Linked DNA regions of Mus musculus: all the other regions are linked to region 2. A link is a loop called in an ENCODE intact Hi-C map of the cell type or tissue named here. Cell type or tissue: heart. All regions are shown on one strand.

The links. Peaks named below come from ENCODE experiments on the same cell type or tissue, not always from the same donor. Only the 100,000 strongest peaks of a DNase experiment are listed, where the experiment ranks them.
Region 1: it touches region 2 in a loop (5-fold over the local background); 8 of 42 quality-filtered maps call a loop at or near these places.
Region 3: a loop joins it to region 2, with 4 times the contacts of the local background. A loop is called at or near these places in 28 of 42 quality-filtered maps.

What each region holds. Positions count from the first base shown.
Region 1 is chr2:32,348,890-32,356,889 of GRCm38, reverse strand. Dnm1 (dynamin 1) reads left to right here and starts at 3,561. Exons shown (of 23, transcript NM_001301737.1): 1 at 3,561-3,841. The coding sequence starts at 3,681. It overlaps Gm39787 (a long non-coding RNA gene), which reads right to left and starts at 1,131. Exons shown (of 2, transcript XR_866125.1): 1 at 1-1,131. It also overlaps the pseudogene Gm52590. In heart, a CTCF peak has its summit at 1,368 (motif pointing right); DNase peaks (open chromatin) are centred at 3,539, 4,039, 4,449, 6,236 and 5 weaker places; H3K4me3 peaks cover 2,205 bases; H3K27ac peaks cover 3,154 bases; H3K27me3 peaks cover 3,716 bases.
Region 2 is chr2:32,400,420-32,408,419 of GRCm38, reverse strand. Ptges2 (prostaglandin E synthase 2) reads right to left here. Exons shown (of 7, transcript NM_133783.2): 4 at 7,868-8,000; 5 at 7,342-7,542; 6 at 6,816-6,933; 7 at 5,680-6,244. The coding sequence ends at 6,092. It also overlaps the pseudogene Gm13413. Among named protein-coding and RNA genes, the nearest start is that of Ptges2, 8.5 kb to the right of the region's middle. In heart, a CTCF peak has its summit at 3,532 (motif pointing right); DNase peaks (open chromatin) are centred at 3,509 and 3,790; H3K27ac peaks cover 5 bases.
Region 3 is chr2:32,562,201-32,570,200 of GRCm38, reverse strand. It overlaps Fam102a (family with sequence similarity 102, member A), which reads right to left. Exons shown (of 11, transcript NM_153560.4): 5 at 6,736-6,782; 6 at 6,442-6,599; 7 at 4,696-4,800; 8 at 4,397-4,613; 9 at 3,811-3,932; 10 at 3,644-3,713; 11 at 451-2,806. The coding sequence ends at 2,761. Among named protein-coding and RNA genes, the nearest start is that of Dpm2, 4.7 kb to the left of the region's middle. In heart, a CTCF peak has its summit at 3,316 (motif pointing right); DNase peaks (open chromatin) are centred at 1,860, 3,050, 3,348, 3,618 and 1 weaker place; H3K27ac peaks cover 480 bases.

The DNA.
Region 1 (8,000 bases), 52 kb after region 2:
TAGCTAGGAAGATAGCTCACTTGGTAAAGGGTTGACCTTGTAAGGATAAAGACCAGAGTTGGAACCCCCAGGACATATTTAAAAAGCCCAGGATGGAGCCCATGCTTGTAATTTCAGTGCAGAGGAAGCAGAAAGAGCAAGACCCCAGGGCAGGTGGTCAGTTGCTGTACCTACAAGAGGAGCCCCAGGCCAATGAGGGACCCCATATCAAAAACCAAGGTAGATGGCAGCCAAGGACACCATCGACTTTCTCTTTCACCCTCTGCCCACACATCCATGCACACGTGCACACACTCACACACCAACACACGAAAATACATAGACTCTCAGTACAGACGATGCTGTCAGTAGTCACACCAGCCTCCACTGGCAGCTTGACTCTGTCACTTCTTGGCTTTGTGACCTTGGACACATTACTCGGCAGCCGCTCTGTGCCTCATTCTCCTCACCTGTCATAGCAAGCTATTAAGTTCTGAGATGGAGCCAGAGGAAGCGCCCAGGGCAGTCACTGGCTGGGAGGAACGGCTTAGGCTATGCTCCTATTAATAACTGGGCTCCGTGGTGGCCAAACGTCTGGAGCTCAGCGTAGCATCCACCCTTCCCAGGGTTCAAAGCAGAGGGCCAAAGCCACTTTGGGAGCTCTCATTTGAAGGATGTATTGGCCCTCAGAACACTCAGCATCTCTGCACTTGGACTCTCTCTGTAGAAGCCCTCTTTCAGCCTTGACAAAACTATTTCTCGAATAGGGGGTCAAAGGGTATGTCAGGTGCGTTTGCTTATCAATTGACACCTGTGTGCAATATCCTCTGCCCACAGCATCACCCTCTTCCACACCCCAACTTCAGTGTGCCCAGCAATATCTAGAGAACTTGGTCCCTGTTACACTCAAGTTGTGACACACAATGTCCTGGGTGAGGCCCGGATTTCTGACCAACTTCCCACCATGTCCCAGTGGCTCCAGGATTAAGTATCACAGGGCAGCTAGCACAATCTCATTTTGTAAAGATAAAAGGTAGGCTACAGAATGAACTCTCAGCTCTAACACTGACCCAAAGATGGGAAGATAGCCCTGAGGCTTTCAAATACTTCTGGAGAGTGTGGTTTTTTTTTTTTTGGAGACAGGGTTTCTCTGTATAGCTCTGGCTGTCCTGGAACTCACTTTGAAGACCAGGCTGGCTTTGAACTCAGAAATCCACTTGCCTCTGCCTCCCGAGTGCTGGGATTAAAGGTGTGCACCACCACGCTCAGTGAGAGTGTTCTTTCTTTCTTTCTCTCTTTCTTTCTTTCTTTCTTTCTTTCTTTCTTTCTTTCTTTCTTTCTTTCTTTTTTTTTTTTTTATTTTTTTTTTTAGATTTATTTATTTATTATATGTAAGTACACTGTAGCTGTCTTCAGACACTCCAGAAGAGGGCGCCAGATCTCATTACGGATGGTTGTGAGCCACCATGTGGTTGCTGGGATTTGAACTCCGGACCTTCGGAAGAGCAGTCGGGTGCTCTTACCCACTGAGCCATCTCACCAGCCCCCTTTCTTTCTTTTTTTAATTATATGTAAGTACACTGTAGCTGACTTCAGACACTCCAGAAGAGAGAGTCAGATCTCCTTACGGATGGTTGTGAGCCACCATGTGGTTGCTGGGATTTGAACTCATGACCTTTGGAAGAGCAGTCAGTGCTCTTAACCACTGAGCCATCTCACCAGCCCGAGAGTGTGGTTTTAACAGTAAGTTTTACCACTGTGTTTAAGGGGTGAAATCATAATACTTAGCTGGCAGGAGAGACGTCATGATCTAGAAAGTGGTTTTCCCAAGGTGTGCTGACCCTGTGAGGTCCCCAAATGTGGGGAAACTCAACTGCACTATTTGTAGCAGTGGAGCACTAGAGTCACACTTTCCCCTCAGAAGGATAAAGAAGAATAACAAAAGCTCAGTTGCAATGGTCCAGACAGACATCTTCAAACTGTATGCCCAGCCTAACTTGATGGTGCTGGTCACCTTGGCTCACATCCCTGTCCTCTCTAGGCTGGCTGAGAATAGCGGCTCTGGATGAGGGGTATTGGGGCTGGTGTTTCAGCTCCTGGATTTCTGATGTGGTTGGCATGGTTGTTAATGAGGGTCAATGCACACCAGGTCTGGGCTGGGCCTCACACAGACATTCTATTTTGTCATTGTGCCAACTCTACAGATTAGATAGCTATGACCCAGAAATGACCCAGAGGTAAGGTCTGGGTGGTTCTCCCCTAACTGGAAATCCCTTCTCACTGGGCTCATGGTCCACACACTTCTAGTCTCTGTTCCAGCATTATTATCCTGTATGAGTTAACAACACAAGCCCTGCCCCAGCCCTGCTCTCCACTCATCACCCCCGGAAAGAGTCATATTTATTGGCATATGACCCCTCCCTTTTCCACTTGACTTTGAGCCACTTGTAGGTGGCTTGTCACTGCCTTGTCTCTGGGGTCTAGCGGGAGCTAGCCTGCTCAGCAACCACACATTCAGTGGGTGAAAAAAATGGATAGTCTCTAATGCCTAGGGCACTTCCCTAGTCTCAGAACATAGAAGTGACCCGATAACCCTCTCTTTCTTGGCTTCTTTGTCAGGAGTCCTAACTAGGTCCTTCTTGATGCAAAAGTGAGTAGCCGAACCTAGATCCAACTATCTGTCTGTGTGAAAAGGACAGGCAAGTATGGCTGCAAGAACCCCTGGTTTGAATAGCACTATTTGCCACTCTGGGCCTGGCGCTCATCCTCTTGGAGCCTTAGAGTTCAAGACAAGAACTTTTGCCTCTCCTCGGCAGCACTTCCTAGGTATTGGGGCCTTTGCACTTCCTGTCCACTCCATCAGGGTGTCGGGCCCCTTCTTATCAGTTAGGTTCCCTTTCAAAGGTAATTTCTTTGGAAAACCTTTGCCCCCTTCTGGCTAATGTGACTTTCCAAGCCCTGTTGGTTTTCTCTGTTTCTTCTAGTACAAACGCTCTTCTGTGTCCCGTCTATCCCACCACCTGTAAGATCTCTGAGTGTAAAGTCCCTAGCTGTTCTGCCGAGTTTTGTGTCTGTAAACTTAGGAAGGGGTCTAGCTTATCATGGGCTCCTGGTAATTTGTTGAATCAATGGTTTTTCTTTCTTCCTCCTAGAACCAGAAACACTGAGGCCCCAGGATAGGAAGGAATATGCTGCAGATTTTTGATTAGTGTCAGAACCTAGACTAGAAAGGCTAAGTGGACTAGGGTTGACTTTGGTCAGCTGACTGCAGCAGCCTGTGGGTGCCAGATCTTCCCTCTAAGGCCTCAGTTTCTCCACTGGGAATAACTGCTGAAATGAAGTAATCATGACCACCACATACTAGCCCATTTCTAGAGTTAGCACCCCTAGCCATCACCAAAAGTATTATCTTCGGTGCAGCATCCGTATCCCAGAAACACAGGTAAGTCTCCCGAAAGCCGCAGAAGAAGAAAACGACAACACCCATGGCGCCCCGCGTTGCGTCTGCGCATAGTGACCAGTCCGCGAATCCCCGCGCGCCATCTAGCGGCGGCCTGGAGAAGCGCTCCGCTCGGATCCCCGAGGGGCGGGGGACCCGCGGCGCACGCAGTCGGGATATTCGGCTGCAGCCGCGAAGCCGGGGGCCAAGAGCCAGAGCAGGAGCGGCGGCCGGATCGCAGCCCGCCGGGCCCGCCGCAACCATGGGCAACCGCGGCATGGAAGACCTCATCCCGCTGGTTAACCGGTTACAGGACGCCTTCTCCGCCATCGGCCAGAACGCGGACCTCGACCTGCCGCAGATCGCCGTGGTAGGCGGCCAGAGCGCCGGCAAGAGCTCGGTGCTGGAGAATTTCGTGGGCAGGTAGGAGCGGCGCGGACACCCGCATCACGGTGCCCCGGGTCCCCACCCCGGGATCCGACGGTCTGGGCGCTGCTCTAGCGGACCGAGCGCCCCCGCCCCCCGCTTGAGTCCTGGGGTCCGCAGCGCCCCCGCCAGCCCGCGGATATCAGTGGAGTCCCCCCACTCACGCCCCCTCGTTCACCCCATCGTCTGTAGAGCGACCTCGGCAGAGAGCTGTCCTTGATCGCCAATACCCTCACCGAGGGGGCCCACATTACTCAGCGCCTCACTGGGAGCTGAGAGCACCCAGAGGGCAATATCCCCTTCCTGGGCTCCTTGGAACCCGCTCTGACCCCATGGGAATTCCTGGTCGTGACAGGGGACAGCCCCCTCCCCCAGTCCCTAGAAAAGGACACAGCCCCATAGGCATCGGAGACCAGGCACAACCCCCCCACCCCGCACACGCACAGGCGCGCGCGCGCGCGCGCGCACACACACACACACACACACACACACACACACACACACACACACACACACACCTCTGCGGCTCCCGCCGCCATCCGTGCGCAGAGAGGCAGAGGGGGAGGCGCGGGCTGCGGTGCGAGGAAAGGAAGGGGGGGGATGGCAGCGGGAGGAGAAGCGGCCTGTGAGCCTCTACGGAGCAGCCTGCCTTCGCTGCACCCCTTGGGAAGGGGCTGCTTGTCAGCGTCCTCCTCCCCTGGCCTGGCAGAAGGGTTGTGATGGAGAGAAAAGGCGGCAGAGGGCAGAGATGACTAAGTCCAGGAGGCAGGATGGCGAGGAGGGGGGTGGTGAGCCATTGCAGAACCTAATCCTCCTCTGGCCTCTGATCCCACAAGGCTCTGGGAAGGCCAGGTGGCAGAGTGGAGGAGAGCCTTAGAGACAAAGGGTCTTGGACTTAGAGGGGGCAAGCAGGGTCGTGACCCCCCTCCGCACCACCTCCCTAGGCTCCTTTGGAGCTAGGGAAGACAGAAGTGGCATTTCTGGTTCTTAGAAAGAGCAGCTCATTCTAAGCTCAGGTGCACTCTGGGAAGGGGACTGCCAGGACCAGAGAGGATGCACCAGTGCTAACCTTGACCCCTCACCCGCTAGGTGCAAGCTCTCATCTTTCTAGAAAGTCTTGCTTTCTTGCAATGACCTTCATGGCTAAGGAAATGACAGGCGTGAGGGAGAGGGAGGCGGCGGCGGCCCCTCCTTCCAGAGAGGAACAAGCATTCTGTGGGGTGACAGCTGGGTCTAAGCCAGGTGCTGCTGGAAAACCTTGGGCAAGTCACTTGCCTTTACCAAACCTCAGTGTAGTATGGACAGACTGGAGGGTTGATGCCACCACTTACACGTCCTGGGAAGCCACTGTGAACCCACCCCGGGGTGGGGGTGGGGTGGCGGGAGGAAGGGGGCCTGAGTGAGAACCATGTAGTGGTGAGATGTAGACGTGCCACAGTGGAAGTAGCTCTGTCTGTCTTGTCAGCAGAGAGGAGCAGCTGTCTCTGGATCATGTGACCCCAGAGCTGCAGATACAGGCAAGAAACCATATAGATGAGCCCCTTCCCGGGGGTCCAGCAGTCAGGGCTGTTGGGGATGGAGGAATGTCCAGCGCCCTGAAGACAGGGCCGTGGAGGGGTGTCGTGCACTTTACAGTGTGCATACCACAGCCCCATCTCCCATGCTCTGAGCATTTGCTGTTCTAAGCCAGACTGTGTGCTCTAGTTAGGGGGTGCAAACTGGAGCCCTTCCCTGCTTTGCTGTAGCCCCTGTGATGCAAACACAGTGGTGTCCACCCTATAGACGGGCAACTGAAATTAGATGCTTTTCTCAAGGTCACATATTCCCAAAGAGTGACACCTGTCAGACTCCATCTTGATCCTGCATTGGTCATGGGGACTGATTGGAGTGTAGACATCTGATTTCCCATTTGTAGAATGGGGACCCCTGGAAGCTTACCCGGACCTCCTAAACCAGTACAAAAGCCATTTGCTAAATCCATGGAAGAGAGACGCTTTGAGAGTCTAGAGACTGGGAACCTGTCCATGACGTTTTGCCCAGTGCAGTACCCAGCCCAGACCACAGCAGGTGATAGCCACAACTGTTGACCTGTCGAGAGGCCGCTGCTCCAGCCAGGAGGGCGTGGAAGATGCCCAGATGCAGGTCTGGGACGGAGGAGGAGCAAGCGGGCAGGCTTGTTAGCCCTTAAAAGCTAGTGAAGAAGCCACAAAATGAGCAGCAGCAGTACTGAGGCTAGGGGTGGGGTCAGGCTCCAGCCAGCCCCACCCGTGACCGACCTCACAGATTCCCTACCTCTCTGCCTAGCTCTGGGTCCCCAGACTCGTGAACATGGTAACAACAGCTCTTTCTCCTGGGCCTTTCAGAGCGCCAAACCCCCACGGAGAGGAAGTGGGAAACTCCCTAGAGGAAACAAGCCAATTCAGGCCAGGCAGGCTCCCAGGCATCCAGGAGGACCTCGTGTCAGCTCTGCAATGGAGGTGACCCAGCAGCTGTCCGGGACCCTGCTAGGTCTTGTCTGAGTCTCTGCTGTTCCTTTCCCTTCCCTTTACAGAGGCCAGCTCACTCAGTCATTTAGCTGTCATTCTTGGAAGGTCCACAGCGGTCACACTAGAGAGTCTTTGGTGAAGCTGTGCATTCTAGAGAGAGAAACCGAGACACCTGTAAGCTGCACTCTGTCTCCCAGGAGTTGGGCTGCCTTTCACACGGAGGGCTCAGAAGGTCTTAGAGGAAGGTTGCACCCAGGAAAACCAAGCAGGGCCAAGCTATGTGAGAAGCTGGGAGAAAATAATCCCAGGCCAGTGAACAGCAGTTCAAAGGGCCTGGGGCAGGAAAGGGTCAGTTTGAGATACAAACAGGCACCACAAGGTTTAGGCAGGAACGGTGGGACAGGTGTAGACAGGACCTCCATCTGTGAGCCCTCAGGCCATGGCGAGGGATTTGGTTTGTTTTCAAGATCCTTGGAGTGGTAGGGTGACCTGAGATGCTTCTGACAAATGGGAGACAGGAAGGAGGCAAGAGCCACGTCTAAGGACACCCCTCCAGGGATGCCGGAGAATGTGGGCTTAGATCTGTGTGGGGCCAGGTCCCACTGGCTGATAGACAGGAGAGGGAGTGGGAGGGGCTGAGCAGGAATCCAGGGTGACTTCAGGGTCAGGGGTGATGGCATCATGCGATCAGGAGACCCTGAGGATCTGCCCTTAGGGGCCAGTGGGGTGGTGTGCATAAGTTAAAGGCAGTGGGGATTCAGTCTTGAGCATATTGAGCCAACGATGCCCTAGACAGCTCCTGGTGGCAGTGGTGAGCTGGGGGAAGGGCCACGGGAGATACAAATTTGGAAGCTGCTGGTGTAGACATGGGATTCAGTCCCGAGAGAAGGGATGAGATCATACAGTGTAGTGCAGCTGGAGAAGTGTCTGTGGACCCCAAGATTCTCCAGCATTTCCTGAGCAGATGCCTTGTATCCTCAGTGCTATCTCTCTGCTCCACTCTGGGGCCACCTGCACACCCTCTCTCCCAGCATTCCTCCAGGGTAGCAGGGCAGGTAAGCGTTTACCTTTTGTCCCGAGCCAGGGGGTGGGGGAGAAAGAATGGGAACAAGGTGACCACAACAACCCCTGTGCGTTTTCCTCTCTCCCTGGCTGTCTACCGTTTTCACATCTGTAAAATGGGTAAGGTCATGGCCCCTGAGAGACTTTGTTGAGGGTTGAGTAAACTCAGATGTAGCAGGGATGTGTCTTTTCCATCCAGTGGGGCAGAGGTGGTAGGCAAGCTCCTGCTCAGAGCCCAGTAGCCAGCCAGGGAGAGGTCAATGGTTGCTCCCTACTCCACAGGCTTGGCCTCCATTGTCCTTCTCTACAATGGGCCTCACTTTCCTGTGGGAAGCTGCCCACCCTCATTGTTAAGTCCATACTCTTTCTGATCACTAGTGAGCCCATTTCTCAGAGTTGGAGACTGAGACTGAAAAGAGTGAGGGGATTTCACAGACATTCAGAGATAAGGAGTCCCTAGCCTGGGATGGGCAGAGAGAAGGGACATGTCCTGGGCTCGCCCTGAGGAAGTGACATTAAGGCTGACCTAGATTAAGACTAGGTAAGACAGAGAAGCTGGAGGAAGAAGGAGCCATGCAGGTGTGGGGAGAACCAGTCTGAAGGGGCAG
Region 2 (8,000 bases):
AGCACAGGACCAGACAGGAGAGCATCCCAGTGAAATGAGATATTGCCTCTTTCTTTCTTTCTTTCTTTCTTTCTTTCTTTCTTTCTTTCTTTCTTTCTTTCTTTCTTTCTCTCTTTCTCTCTTTCTCTCTTTCTCTCTTTCTCTCTTTCTCTCTTTCTCTCTTTCTCTCTTTCTCTCTTTCTCTCTTTCTCTCTTTCTCTCTTTCTCTCTTTCTCTCTTTCTCTCTTTCTCTCTTTCTCTCTTTCTCTCTTTCTCTCTTTCTCTCTTTCTCTCTTTCTCTCTTTCTCTCTTTCTCTCTTCTCTCTCTCTCTCTCTCTCTCTCTCTCTTTTTTTGGAGTTTTTCAAGACAGGGTTTTTCTGTGTATCCCTGGCTGTCCTGGAACTCACTTTGTAGACCAGACTGGCCTTGAACTCAGATATCCGCCTGCCTCTGCCTCCCAAGTGCTGGGATTAAAGGCGTGCACCACCACGTCCGGCTGTTCTTGCCATTTTCTGTCACTGTGAGGCCAGCCTGTGGTCCTGGAGGGAGCTTTCTCTCTCCTAGCACTTGCTGAGGCTGATGGAGAGGGCACCAGTGTGGGTATCTGCCTCCCTGTACCTTTACAGACGGAGACACAAGAGATCTCGTTCTTTCTCCGTGCCAAGTCCCCCATTCATTTCTCTTTCCTACCCACCCTCTACTGGGGGCATCTCTGTTTGCCTCTCAGGGCTGCTCCTACCAGGAACCACAAACTCAGTGACTCTGAACATGCCAGTTTCTGGAGGCCTGAAGTCCAAAGTCAGTAACACTGCCTAGAGTAAATGTGTCAGCCGGTCTGGCTCCTCCTGTATGGTTTGTCTTCTAGCTTCTGGAAGCTTTTGTGCTCTATGACTTGTGACCCTTTCTGACTCCCCAGCCACTGTGCTTCCACACAGAGATACAGCCTGACTCTGATCCTGTCTCTGTCTATTTGCTTTATATTTCTAATGTAGCTCAGGCTGCCCTCAAACTCACCTTGTAGAGGAAGAAGATGACCTTGAACTTCTGATCTTCCTGGGTTTTACTTCCTGGTGTTCTGGGTTTACAGTTTTGTGACACACTACCTGGCATTCTGCCTGCCTCTCTTGATTGCTTTTAGAGCCTGCCTAGACAAATCTCTCCATCTCGAAGTCAGCAGTTTGATCCCACCTAGAAATTCCCTTCAGGACATCAAGTGCAACATGTTCTGGGGATGACGAGCTTTGAGTCAGCTCAAAGGGGATCCTACATAGGGATCCCACAGCGTGTAACCACACACTAATAACCCTAGCACTCGGGACGCTGTAAAGCAAAGTATGTATGAGGCCAGCGGAGCTACACACTGAGTTCCAGATCTTGTCTCAAAAGACAAACAGAAAGGTACTCATTCTCTGGTACCACCAAGCATGCCCACCCACCGAAACCCTTCCTATTGGGTTAAAAACAGTAGAAGTGATGTCCAGGGAACATGGCGCACTGGAGAACCAGACAATTGGTTGGCTCTGTGGTTAACACAAGACTGCTCTTACAGAAGACCCAGGTTCAGTTTTCAGCACCCATGTCAGGGAGCTTACAATGACACTCTCCAGCTCCTGGGTGTGTGTGTGTGTGCAACGGATGCTCCTTGCCTCCATACGCATGCGCACACACACTCGCACAAGCACGTGCACATGTATGTGCTCAATACTTTAAGATAGTTCTTCTAAATATTTTTTGACTGTCCTAAATTGTTTATTGGATATGAATTTTACAAATATCATGTGTATTAGCGGTAATGGTGGAGCTGGAGAGTATTGCGCCTTCTCCAGGCTGCACGGTGGGAACCACCAATAGTGTGGTGGAACTTGTGGCCCTTTCCAAGGCCACAGCTCTTTCGGCCAGCAGATGTCAGCCCACGCATCTCTGTGTTTGTGGACTGGTTTGGTGATCCACTGGGTGTCAGGATTTCTTCTGATAGCTTTATGGAACGGATCAATGAGGATAACCTCAAAAAATTTATATGTGGAATATTCACCAACCCAGTAGGAATTCAGGACTCTCAAAGCCCCACAATGACGCCCAGCTCTCCTCAGCAACAGACTGAAGGCTTCGGACAAATTTCAGCTGGTTAACACCATGGTGGACAGGCTTGCCATAAGTTGCACCCTTAGGAACTGGGCGTTTACGACCACCACGGCGGACATGAATCCTGTAAATGACATAGCTTTGCTTAGCCTTGTACCCCAGTCTTTGAGCTTTATCAGGCCGGGTGGGGCGGGGAGCCCTGTGCAACTGGCGGTATTGCCAGCAGCGGACCCTCAGAAGAAAGCGCATCACATAGGACTGCTTCTTTCTCCATAGCTCCAGGATGTATTTGTATGCACCCATCTTGGCTCACCTGATGGCTGCCGCCAGAGGAAAGCATCTTCTAAATATTTTTAAGTGGAAATTTGACAAAAACAGGAAAAATCCCTTAGCCCTCCCTGGGGGCTCTCTCTCTCTCTCTCTCTCTCTCTCTCTCTCTCTCTCTCTCTCTCTACCATGAAGGAAGTATCTCGTTCTCAGGATTCTCCAGGATTTTCCGGTGTCCTTGACTCAGTGCTGAGAAACATAATGTCTTAGTCAGGGTTTTATTGCTGTGACAAAACACCATGACCAAAAAGCAAGTTGGGGAGGAAAGGGTTTATTTGGCTTACACTTCCATACTGCTGTTCATCACCAAAGGAAGTCAGGACAGGAACTCAAGGAGCAAGAATCTGGAGTGGGAATGTGGAGCAGGAGCTGATGCAGAGGCCATGGAGGGATGTTACTGGCTTGCTCAACCTGCTTTCTTATAGAACTCAGGTCCACCAGCCCAGGGGTGACATCACCCACGACGGGCTGGGCCTCCCATATTGGTCACTAATTGAGAAAATACCTTACAGCTAGATCTCATGGAGGCATTTCCTCAAGGGAGGCTCCTTTCTCTGCAATGACTCCAGCTTGTGCCTAAGTGACACACAAAACCATCCAGTACACACAGGGATGTTATTCTGAGGCAGAGAGCTGATGTCACTGATTATACACAAGCCTGCAGCATCTTCCAAACACCTCTGGACCCCAACCTCACCAACCCCACAGATGCTCACTGATGCCAGTTCCCCGGAGGAATGAGGCTTGCCCAAGGTCGCAACCAAGAGAGGACAGAGGCCCAAACTCTGCTCAGCCAAGACTATGGGCAACATGATGTACATCTATAATCCCAACGCTTAGGAGATTGGAGGAGGTACAAGTTCGAGGTCATCCCAGGTTATATGGCAGGTTCCAGCCCAGCCTGGGCTACAGAGAGCTTTCTCAAAAGCAGACCACAGGAGACTTAGAGTGAACATGACAGAGACCAGGCACTGGTCCCTGGGACAGTTCTGACCCCTGTGAAATGTGATTTTTCCTACTTATCTCCAAATGCTTAAATGCTGGAGCTATCAGCCCAGACATCTATTTGGACAATGAAGATCACCTAACCAAACCTGAAATTGGCCACAAGGTGGCAGCACCATGTTCCTTCCATCTCCTGAAGGCTTTGTAGGCTCTCTAGTGCCTCCTGGTGGCTGTGGGAAGCACGCTAAAAGAAGAAAGGTAAGCTTGCTAGGCCTAGTGAGTGTGGCCACTTCAGTCTTTCTCCATTAAAGTCATAGGAAGCCAGTCTGGCTAGCATGGTCCTTGGGGTTTTCATCACCGGCCAGCCAGTGCAGTCTTCTTCCACCTACAGCAACCTCTGGGGAAAACACTCAGGTTTGATTCCCCTGGCTCCACCAGCCCTTCTGCTCTCTGTGGAATGCAGAGGCAGAAGAAAACACGAACATCATGTCTGTGGAGATGAGGAGAGAGGGTATGTCTGATACCTGAGACACAACCTACCTGCTTCCTAAATCAGATGACCTCAAGGGGAAGCCAAGGCGAAACACAACTCAGATGACTTCAAGGGGGAGCCAAGGCGAGACACAACTGATCCAGTGCAGGAGCATGGAGAACACAGGCTACCAGCAGTGGGATTTCCCGGGCTATGGGCTATGGTGTCCTAGTGAGGAGACATCTCACCACAATATGTGTGTGGTGGTTCGTATATTAGCAGGTGTGGCCCTGTTGGAGTAGGTGTGTCACTGTGGGCATGCCCTTTAAGACCCTCATCCTAGCTGCCTGGAAGGCAGTATTCTGCTAGCAGCTTTCAGATGAAGATGAAAGACTTTCATCTCCCAGATGAGTCTCCTCTCAGTTCCTCCTGCTCCACGCCTGCCTGGAGGTTGCCATGTTCCTGCCTTGATGATAATGGACTCAGTGCTGTACCTATAAGCCAGCTCCAATTAAATGTTGTCCTCATGAGAGTTGTCTCCGTCATGGTGTCTGTTCACAGCAGTGAAATCATTACTAAGGCAATGTGTATACCAGCTGCTTCCTTGGGTACAGTGGGATTGAGGGGTGAGTCGGCCTCCTCGAGGTACCAGGGAACAGCAGTTGACAGAGCCTTGAGAGGGGACATGGAGGCTGGGAACAGGGATGCTGCTGTTCAGGCTCTGCTTCCCTACCTGTAGCAGCAGATCACCTGCAACTGCAACCTCACAACCTGTGAATTCTGAGGATACCTCATCTGCATAAGAATGAAATTCAAGTGCTGCTGGACATGACCTTTTAAGGGGAGAGGGAGTTTAACACGGCCATTGGACTACATGACCTCCTCCGGGGGGCAATGGTGGGGGTACAGGCTAAGTGCTGGGACATGCAGGCTTGGGGTTTGGCTATGCTCTACCCCAATCTTGCTCCTCTGCCCCTCCCTACCACCCCATGGCTTTGCAACCCACAGAATGCAAGGATGGAGAGATGAAGGTTTGTTGGCTCACAACCATCTTAACTCCAGTCTTAGGGGATCTGAAGATTTCTTCCAACTCCACAGGCACCAGGCATATACATGGTGCAGACACGTATGCAAGCAAAAACCCGTACACATTAAAAAAACAAAACAAGATTCTACGGACTGTCCCAACCTGGGTCGACCACAGGCTGCCTGAGGGACCCTCAGCAGTATCTCTGGGGCACAGCCCCTAATTGTACAGCAGAGGTTTATATACCTGGCCTTGTTGGGCCTGGTGTCCTAATGTGGACTTGACCTGTACCCATCCCCCAACCTCCTCATCCCACGGTGACATCGTTGGGTGTTTTGTATTTTGAAGCTGGCCTCAAGCTCAATATGAATGAAGGTGATTTAGAACTTCTGATCTTCCTGCCTCCTGCCAGGATCACTAAGTGCGCATTACCACACCCTGCATAAATGACAGCCCGGGTGGAAACCAGGGCTTTATATGTGCTGAGACAGCATGCTACCCACTGAGCTGCGCCTGCAGACCCACTCTGTCTTTGGGAGACAGGGTCTCATGCCGCAACCCCAGACTAAACCCCTACTCCCACCTCAGGTTGTGGGGATTACAAGCGTGTGCTCCCATACCCAATTTCCCCACAACTTTCTCAGAGGCAGGACTATCAATGTACCCATTTGACAGATGGAGGCTTGGACAGGAACATCACTGCCCAGAGCGCCATGGTCAGTGGGGAACATAATCAGACTAACACCAAATCCTGGTGATGTTCAGTGGGCACCAACTCCACGGCAGAGGCACCAGGGCTAATACAGCCTGCCGTGGCAGCGCCAGCAGCACCATTGTCAGACCAGAGGGGGTGGCAGACCTCTCCTTTATTACAAATACAATAGTCCCAGGGGCACCTTCGAAGAGCTGAAACCTGGAGGCATGTGGGCGGGGCTTTGTTAACACACTGCCTTCCCCTCCTCCAGGGCAGGAGCCAGTCTGATCCCTGTCAACAAGGGACTGGGCCCTAGCAGAGTTGAAAAGGAGTCCCTGTTAGGGGACCAGGCCTCTGAACTGGGGTTGAAGGGTAGGCCTTTGAGACCCCAGACCCTTTACCCACAGAACAGCTGTAAGTTTGGGCCTTGTCCTCAGCGTCAAGGGCCCTAGAAATGTCCAGTATCAGAAGCAGAGAACTGGGGGCTAGGTGGACCAGAGACAAAATGACTCTGCCCTCTGTGAGCACAGCCAGGGGCTGGTCCAGGTCTTGTGTCCCTAGCAACTAGTCTTTGCAGCTAGGGTTGACATGATGCACCGAGGGGGCTTCTTCAATGGCCCGCTCCATCCGCAGGTACCAAGGCTGGATGTGTGAGTGTCGCATCAGGTCGTCGAAGGCCTCCAGACCCTCCATCACTCGCAGCACACCATACACTGCCTAGGGAGGGATCAAGGACCAGTCACTGCACTGGGGCCGTGGGGGCACCAAGGCCTCAGATGAGGCATCCACACTGCCTGGCTGCTGCCAGTTGTGTAGGATTTTGAAGAGGAGATATCTCGGCATTTGGTCAGACCAAGGCTAACTTACAAGACTGCTCAGGGATAGGGTCTAACACCAGGCCAGTGAGACTTGCAGGTTAAGGCCTAGAGCCCATGCATGCAGCGACTGAGCTAGGACATTGGACAGGAAGCCTAGGCCATGCCACTCCAACTTAGGCCCCTGGATCCTGCCCAGCCTGAACCTTCCTTCAAGAGCCTTGCAGGTATGAGAACCATGGAAGCTGTTTGCTTTTGCTTTTCCCCTGACAACACACACGCATGCACACACACACACACACACACACACACACACACACACACACACACACACACACACACACACACACACACGGAAAACAGACACAGTTCCTTTGGGGAGCAGGGAGCTGCAAAAGGCGGGCCTTCCCCGGGCTTTCCCTTCCCCACTGTCCCTACCCAAAGGCAGGTCACTCTTTCACCATCAGACGTACCAGGTCAGCAAGGTTAGGCTTCTGACCCCCCATGAATGGCCGGTCTTTACCCACGGCTGTCACCCACTTGTTGGCTGCTTCATAGAGGTCTACCCGTACATCATCCTGCAGGTGGTGCCTGGGTAGAGAGAACGGTTGGGTCAGGGGACTCCTTCCCAGGCCCGCATGAGCACAGCCTCCTCTGCATAAAGCAGAAAGACAGGGTGACTGGGGTGGCCCTAGGTGAGGGGACGGTCCCTACATCACTGAGTAAATGACCCTCGAGTGATAGTGTGTGGCTCAAGATGAAAAGGGACCCTGACAAGGAGACAGAAGTAGAGGGCACAGGGTAAGGCCATGGCTCTGACCCCAAAGCCTGGGCTAGGGACTGATCAGCCGAGCTGGGTCCCAGGCCTGGCTTCTCTTCTCTAGGCTCAGTTTCCCTTTCCCCTCCTGAGGGGTTTGATGGACGCTACCCAGAGGCCATGCCAGGCCTGGGGAGAACGGGCCCTCTGCTGTGTATGCATACCACTGCACGAGCCATCACCTGCTTTTGAGGCGCTTGCTGATGAGGTACATGGCAGCCGCGCCCACATACTTGGCCATGGCAGCCTCCACAGCCCCAAACTTGCCCTCACGGACAATGTAGTCGAAGGAAGCCAAGGCCTCAGCGGGTGTTCGGTACACGTTGGGAGAGATGAGATGCACCAGCCAGTCATCCGCCCACTGCCGCCACTTCATCTCCTCCCTGCAGATGCAGGACACAGAGAGTGTTGCTCTGTCCCTGAGCCAGGGCCAGAGCTCTGCCCCAACACTCAGTCTTCCACAGGCTTCCTAACCCTGAGACCCTTCAATACAATGCCTCATGTTGTGGGGCCCCCAACCATACAGTTATGTCATTGCTACTTCATAACTGAAATTTTGCTACTGTTGTGAATATGTAATAAACATCCAATATGCAAGGTGTTTGATATGCAGCCCTTGTAAAAGGTTCTTTTGGCCCCAGAGCACCCGACTCTGCCTGGTCCACCCCACCCCTCATTGCAGCTCCATGCAGACGCAGATCCACTCACGTCCTGGCTTCCTTCCCGCCATACATCTGCTGGGCCTCCTTCTCGTCCAGCATGAGCCAGTACTTGTTGCAAAACTCGGTCACCTCCTTGCCCTGGTCATTCATGGCCTTCATGGGTGGGTAATAAGTGATGA
Region 3 (8,000 bases), 160 kb before region 2:
TGATTAGGACCAAAAGTGGGGCTTTAAGATCCCCGAATTGATGCTGGGCATGGTGGTGCATTTCTGTAGTCCCAACACTCTGGAGGCATGAGGAGTAGTAGGTCTCCTTAAACCTCATGGCTAAAGGAAACCTTATAAATACCAAATAAAAACGTTTTATTCTTTCCCCAAAACCAGAGTGAGACACCGTCTCAAACAAGAAGAGGTTCAGGAGTAACAGGTGTTCTCCGACCTTTGTCAAGTGCCCATTCATATTCATACAAACATGTGTGGACATATATGTAATATGTATGTGTGTGTTTGTGGTGAGCATTATGACTGGGGTCAGACTGGAGAACACTAACCTACTTTCCCCAGCATGTCATCTTACACATACATGGCTAACTCCTGTTAGCAGCCCCCAAGTCAACACGGTGATGAGAATGAAAAGAAACACCAACAAAAAGCAGTAACAAAAACATCGGCATTTAATTCCACCCCCAAACCAAACATTGACACTAGGCTGATTTCCCCATATGACATAATTTTCTATTATAAGCTGAGACAGATATGAACAGCCCACGGAATGGGGTGCAGTGGTAACCTGGTTAGAAAGGAATAACACAAAAGCAAATTCTCCCCACAGAAGAAGATGGGCCTGCTCATCCTGCCAGACCACGTGGTCAGCTGTAGGGTAACCAGAAAAGAACCCTAAAAATATTGCAGATCTTTTATATCTCTCTAATAGAAACATTAAACTGTCTTACAGGTCCCAAACTGGCATTGCATAGACCAATTCCTTTTCAAAAATACCTCTAATATATCCTCTATCTTTGTATATAGAATTTGAAGTCCAGGTGCTCTGGGCACCCGTGGGGATCACTGAGCGCAGGAGGAAAGGCTCTTAGCCTCTGGCTGCCACCAGTGTTCATTTGGTTGTGGTCATGTTTTCAGCTAAGTTATCCTGGCCCAGTGCCTGGAAGCAGAGGATGTGGCAGCTCTCGTCTACTGGAGTGGCCATCCAGTCCCAGACCTTGGCTTGAGTTAGGCAGGGGCTCTTGGTTTGGGGCAGTCTTCCTGACAGTACCAACTGCTTGGTTTGGAGCCCTGGAATTTAGAACTAGACCAAAACAATGCTGACTGGGGAAGGTAGTAGACAAGCACACTAGGGCTCTGTCCATCTTCTGGTGGTCACCTCACCTAGGAACAGAGCTGCCAGAGTCCCTTAAAGTGCCAGGCACCTGCTGGGCAGGATGGAATCTGAGCTGCCGGAACCTTCTCTAGCCATGTTCTGCCTTGCCTTGGCAGCATCTTCTAACATTCATCTGCTGATTAAAACAACGGCTACAGAACCTATAGAAATGATCTGGTCCTGACACCAGGCAGCTCTAAGACCACAGCCCCAACTTTTGCTAGCTGAGGAAGACACAAACTAGGCAAGGACCTTCCCAACCTGGGGAGTCCAGCCATCCCCACCCACAGAAACAATGTCCCATACTCGCCTATCCCCAGCCCTGCTGGGGTGCAGGTGGAATGGGGAACAGAGGCACCTATCTCCCCTTGTTGGGGTGGAAGGAATACAAGAACTGTGAACTCAGGAGGAAAAACACCTTAAGGGGCCAAGGAAACACCAGCCTGCTGGGTTGATACAAAGTGAGTGAAACTTAAGGGGGTGGGAATTTATCCAGGGCTGAGCTGGCAGCCTATACTCTCCTTAAGCAAATTATAGGACAGAAAGTGCTGGGGTTGGGGAGGTACCAAGAGGGTGAGTAGTAGGGGGAAGACTCCCCAGGGAAAGCACACCCCTTGCCCAGGAGGGCTGAGGCTCGTCTGGCAGGAAGCCAGCTCCAGTTCACCCAGTCACAGGCCACCTGGCTGACTCTCTAGCCTGGAACCCAGCCCAGGCCGGCTGACATGAGAGCAGGGGAAAAGGCCTTTGCTTACCCAGCACGGCTGGGCCTCGTCCTTCCTTTCCTGCAGGAAGGCCAGCTGCTCAGGACCCAGCCCTGGGCAGATGGAACCATGATGCTCAGGCCCTTCTAGGCTCCGGTCTTGGGTCTGAGTTTGGGGTTAATTAGAGGGAAGGGGTAGTGCCACGTTCCAGCCGGGCGACTGTACCCTAGGTCTGGTTGCACAGCAGACAGCACCCAGGAGGTCTGGAGAAGGGCAAGGGCCGGTGGCTGTGCTGGGGACAAGCATGTGCAAAGTGCAGGCTGCAGGGCAGCAGGAGGACAGTTAAGGAGGTGGGGTCTCAATCCAGAGTGTGGGGTTTGAGGTCTTAGCTCCCAGGAGAGAGCTGCCTGCAGGTCTCCTCAGGATAGAGAAAAGACAGTGAAGCAGTAAGCAGAGGGTCACAGGTGGCAGGGTTCTGGGGTGGCCCAGCTCGTGAAGGGCAGGGACAATGGAGCAAGTGCCCCGTCAGCCTGGCTGAAGCTGCTGCTCCTGAAGTGGGTCGTGGGGGATGGAGGGATGGGGCAGGCCACAAGCACCCAACATGGAATGGCTGTGTCCTTTGCTGGGCCCAGGTCCTCTCCAGTCAGGGCAGTCCTGGCCAGCTCCATCTTGCCCCATTTTCTAGTGGTTCGGAGGACAATATTCACAGTGGCACCCAGGACCAGTGGTTCCAGGGTGGATGGGAGGAAAATGGAATGACGCTTTGGGGGCCAGTGTGGCTAGAGTAAGAGGAGGCACAGATGCAATGCAGAGCAGATCCTCCAGGAATGCCACGGGCCTGGGTGCCAGAGATGGCAGGACCCTTCTTCAGCCGGACTCCTGGGTCCCTCAGTGGCTCTCAATTACGACTGGCTCGTAGACTCCCGAGGAGACTCTGCAGGGTGGAGAAAGGTGAGCAGTTGAGAAATTGCAGTTGCCGAGCAATCCCCTGGCCAGAGAGCTTCACATGCAGTTACTCTGCCAGTCTTTAACAGTCCGGCAGAAACTGAGGCCCCAGAGGTGTTCAGTCATTTGCTCAGGGTGACAGAAATAGCATCAGAGTTGGTAGTGGTGGTGGTGATGGTGGGGTCCACAGCTGTGCCTGGTCCCCTCTGGACACCTGCTGTGTACCCACCTGGGTGGACCAGTCCTCTCATAGTGACCCTGGCAAGGAGAAACTGTTCCCTGTGTCATCTGACAAATGAAAACAGGTTTGGAGGACTGCTAAGATTCATTAAGAAGGCAGGAGAAAGGGAAGGGGCCACATCTATTCTCCTCCAGGTTAGTTTCCCTCCTCCAATCTTGGCTTCTCATTTTGCAAATGGCCTAAGGAGGTTCCTGTGGTTTCTTGCTCTTCCACCCTAGGCAGCCCAGGACTGATGGGAGAGGGTGGTTGTAATTTCTAGTCTCAGCCAACAGGGGTCAGCAGAGCAGCACAAGACATACTCCAAAGTTTTTGTGCTCTGGATGCAGAAGTTCCAAAGACATGTTCCTAGCTCCCAGGAACACAAGGAAACGCCCCAGGACGCCCCTGCACACTGGACACTACTCTCACTCACTGCCTCAAAGGCCTGGGGAACCATAAATACTGCAGATCACTTTGTACAAAGGCCTATGGGAAGGCATAGTTAGCAAAGGACTCTGAAGGTGGTGGGGCCCAAGGTCACTGGTAACAAGAATGTTTGAAGCTGGGGATCCCATGGTTGTCTCACCTCCCTGTCCCCGCCCCTACCTGTTGCCCAGCTGAATGCCGCTCAGTGTGGTGGAGCCATCACGGCTCACGAACAGCCGAAGGTTACTGTCTGTGGGGACAAAAGGGAGGATGAGGCTAAGAGGGACAGACAGGGACAGCCTCTGGAGGCCACCCTTACCCCAGCTGGCTTGGAGTGAGCAGCTCACCCTCAGTGTTGCTGCCATCAGTGAAGTCCTGGCTCTGCATTATCTTCTCCACAATGTCGTCTGCATCAATTCGAGTGTCATCTACCCAGGTTGGGTGGCTCTCCACAGAGTCTTTCTTTCGCCTTGGGGGAGAGGGACAGAATTATGACGGCACAGTGACAAGTTCAGCAGCAAGACAAGTATGCTCCCAGCACCTACAACTCTAAAGCATTTTATGCACACCCCATTATGCACTTCACTTTAGCCACCCTTTCACCTCATTCATCTCAGGGGAGGGTGCTGACAAGCAACAGACTAGGACTAAGGGGCTAAGGAGCCTCCCTGAAGCCAAACTACCTGTGTGCTCAGACAAGGTGTGTCGTGTCTATACACATTACACACAGACCCACCCCCGGCAGCACTTTTACACTCAGCCCTTGGTTACAGCATAATCATTTGGCACGCTGAGATGGAGACTCTACTCTGTCTAACCCTGTGTGGGCAGATGCAAAGAGCTGGAGGGAGCACTGCAGGGAGCACTGAAGGGAGCACTGAAGGGAGCACTGGAATAACTGTTTACCAGGCAGCCCCAAACAATGAGACTCACCGAAAAGAGCGATCTGATAGATGCAAGGGGCGTGGGGGGCGTGGGGGCTTCTCAGGAGGCCGAGGTGGCTTCTCAGAGGGCCGATGCTCCCTCTCCATGCCCTCAGGACCCTCTACAGCCATACTGAGGCCACCAGAGGCGCTGCTGCTGGTGGATGTATTTCTGCGGTGTGTCAAGTCAGACAGGCTGGAGGAGCGAGAGTGCTCTGTACTGTAGCCTGGGGGGTGGACAATATTGGGGAGGTGATCACAGGGGCCCAGGGCTGTGGGAGGTCCCAGGGTTAGGTCCCGACCACTCACCAGATAGCTTGGACTGCTGGCTGGCATAGCTGGAGTTGCGGGAGTGGCCAGAGTGGAACACCTCCTCAGGACTGGACAGGCTCTGGTCTGGCTCCTCTGGTAGTCCTGGGGAGAGGCGCAAAGCTCCATTAAGGTGCTACCTCACTTGTAACCTCAACAAGCCTTCCATGGGGCACTGTGACTCCATTCTGCAGACTGAAGACCAAGGGCTAGAGAAGCAGCAATCTGCTATAAGCCACATGCTACTCTCGGTACCCAGGTAACCCATTCCACAGCTGTTGGGAATACATCTGTCACAGACCTTTAGCCAGTTATCTACAATCATGGTGAGTGGTGTGACGCTAAAGCAGCACACGTGCAAGGCCTGGTCAGTCTGTGGATCAGGGAAGGCTCTTCCCAGACCACCTAATGCCGTGTTAGGACACCAAGGAGGGGAGACGCAGGCAGCAGGCACAGGGTCTTCCATGTGGGATGGCATACTAAAGGCCTTAAAACTGACAAGAGCTTGGGTTCAGGGACAAATCTGGGAAAAGGGTAGGTCTGGGTGGAGGATGCTCCAGGTCATTTCAAAGCAAACTTCCCTTGTGCTCCCCAGCTGTAAACACAAGAGAACTAGGTGGGCCTAGGCATGGACCTAGAATGCATACATCCGAGTCCTGCCAACCAACACAGAAGGGGAGGACCGGACTCACCCTTTCCTCCTCCACTGGAGATGAGCGTGTATAAACAACCAGGCTACTGGATGAAATCTGGTCTGCCCGGATTCCAACCAAAGCCATGTAGGGTTTTGTTTGGTCTTTTGAGATAGGGTCTCACTCGGCAAATGACCTAAAACTCATGATAAAGACCAAGCTGCCTCTAACTCAGAGATCCACCTGCCTCTGACGTCTGGGATGAAAGATGTGCACCACCATGCCCATTTTTTATTTTAAGATAGGGTCCTCTGTAGTCCAGGCCAGCTTTGAATTTACTATGTAGATTGAACTTCAGATCCTCTTGCCTCTACCTTCCCACTCTGGGATGATACACATGGGCTAAGCCAGCTCAGGTTCTCAACATGTTTTGTGCATGTGGCAGGCAGGGGAACCAGCTGCTAAGACACATGGGTCTTCAAGTACTACTCTGCCCAGAACAGAACTGTTTACTCAAGGGCAACTCCTGTGCTGAGATAACCTTGTCTCCTCTGCTCACCAGCCTCCATAAGACAGAGAGCACAATGGTGCCGGGAAGCCCCTCTGCCTATACACAGCAAGTCAAGGCAGGTAGCAACAGCAGCTTTCTGCACTGGACCTCCCCTGGATGCTGGGTCTGCAAGAAAGCTGGGCGTAGGGAAAAGCCAAGCCCTGGTAGTTAGGTCTACCCTAGGTCTCAGGTCTGGAGGGCCAGCTCCAGACATGTGCTATCTGCTCACTATTCACCTTGGGGCTTCTCCACCTCCCAGTACTGAGTAGCTCTAGGAGGGTATGTGGGGTTGAAGCTATCATGGTATTCACTCACGATCAATGGCAGAACCAGCAGAAGCACGCTGCCCCTTCTACCACCCTATCACCCTCTTTTTGAAACAAGGTCTCACTGATAGCCCTGGCTGGCCTGGAACTCACAGATCCTTTTGTCTCTGTCTTGTGAGTGAAGACATCTTGCCTACCATGCCTGCACCTACCTCTTGATAAGCATTTTCCTGGGACAGAATGTTCAGGGGAGAAGGTGGTCATAGGCAGGGGAGAGATAAGCAGATGAAGATGGTACCTGAGCCCAGGATGGTGGGCCGGGTCTTGGGGGGCCGGGATCCAGTTAGGGAATTGGTGCTGCTGCTGCCACCGCTGCTGGTCCCACCACCTTTACACGTCAGCTGCAGGGAGGAGTCCTGGCCCGGGATGGAGATGGATTTGGCGGTAGACGGTGGCCTTAGGAGGACAGAGGGGTATGTGACTGGGGTGCTCCAATTTCAGAATCAAGCGGAGCCAGGGGTACCCCAGAACCTGAAGAAAGAAAGACTATCTCATAGCCCCCGTTCCCACTTATAGCCAGGATGACACTCACGTCTTGAAACAGGGGTCCCCAGAGAGCAGGAACATGCCAATGGTGACCTAAGGGTAGAAGGTAGACATCATTACCAGCTGCTAACACCAACTCAGGGCAGCCTCTGAGCTCTGGTCCCAACTCTGTCCCTTCCCATGTCACCTGCTGTGGTGGTCTGTGTATGCTTGGCCTAGGAAATGGCGCTATTAGGAGGTATGGCCTTGTTGGAGTAGGTGTGTCACTATGGGCATAGGCTTAAGACCCTCATCCTAGCTGCCTGGAAGGCAAGTCTTCTACTAACAGCCTTCAGATGAAGATACAGAACTCTCAGCTCCTCCTGTGCCATGCCTGCCTAGATGCTACCCTGCTCCCCACTCGATGATAATGAACTGAACCTCTGAATCTGTAAGCCAGCCCCAATTACATGTTGTCCTTTATAAGACTTGAGTTGGTCATGGTGTCTGTTCATACCAGTAAAACCCTAACTAAGATACCTGCCCACAGTGAAGCCTGTATCCTGTGTGGAGGACACAATGAGTAGTCAAGCGGAAGAAGCCGGGGAGTGAGGCGCACGCCTTGAATCCTAGTACTCTGGAGGTAGAGGCAGGTGGATGTCTGTGAGTTCAAAGCCAGCCTGATCTACAAAGTGAGTTACAAGACAACCAGGACTATACAGAGAAACCCTGCTTTGAAAAACATAGATAGACAGACAGACAGACAGACAGACCAGTGTACTGGCTGGTTTTGGGTGTCAACTTGACACAAGCTGGAGTTATCACAGAGAAAGGAGCTTCAGTTGGGGAGATGCCTCCATGAGACCCCGCTGTAAGGCATTTTCTCAATTAGTGATCAAGGGGGGAGAGGCCCCTTGTGGGTGGTGCCATCTCTGGGCTGGTAGTCTTGGGTTCTATAAGAGAGCAGGCTGAGCAAGCCAGGAGAAGCAAGCCAGTAAAGAACATCCCTCCATGGCCTCTGCATCAGCTCCTGCTTCCTGACCTGCTTGAGTTCCAGTTCTGACTTCTTTGAGTGATGAACAGCAATGTGGAAATGTAAGCTGAATAAACCCTTTCCTCCCCAACTTGCTTCTTGGTCATGATGTTTGTGCAGTGAAACCCTGACTAAGACAGACCACCCAAGGTCACTTGGCTGGCACCATGCACCTGAGGGAACAAGTTGGTCCTGCAATGATAAATTATAACCAGACTGTGAGCTCCAGAGGCCATATTCAGTACATTTGCTCTGCCCAGGTGTGTTAGAACAGAACTTTGAGTTGGAGAACAGGACTC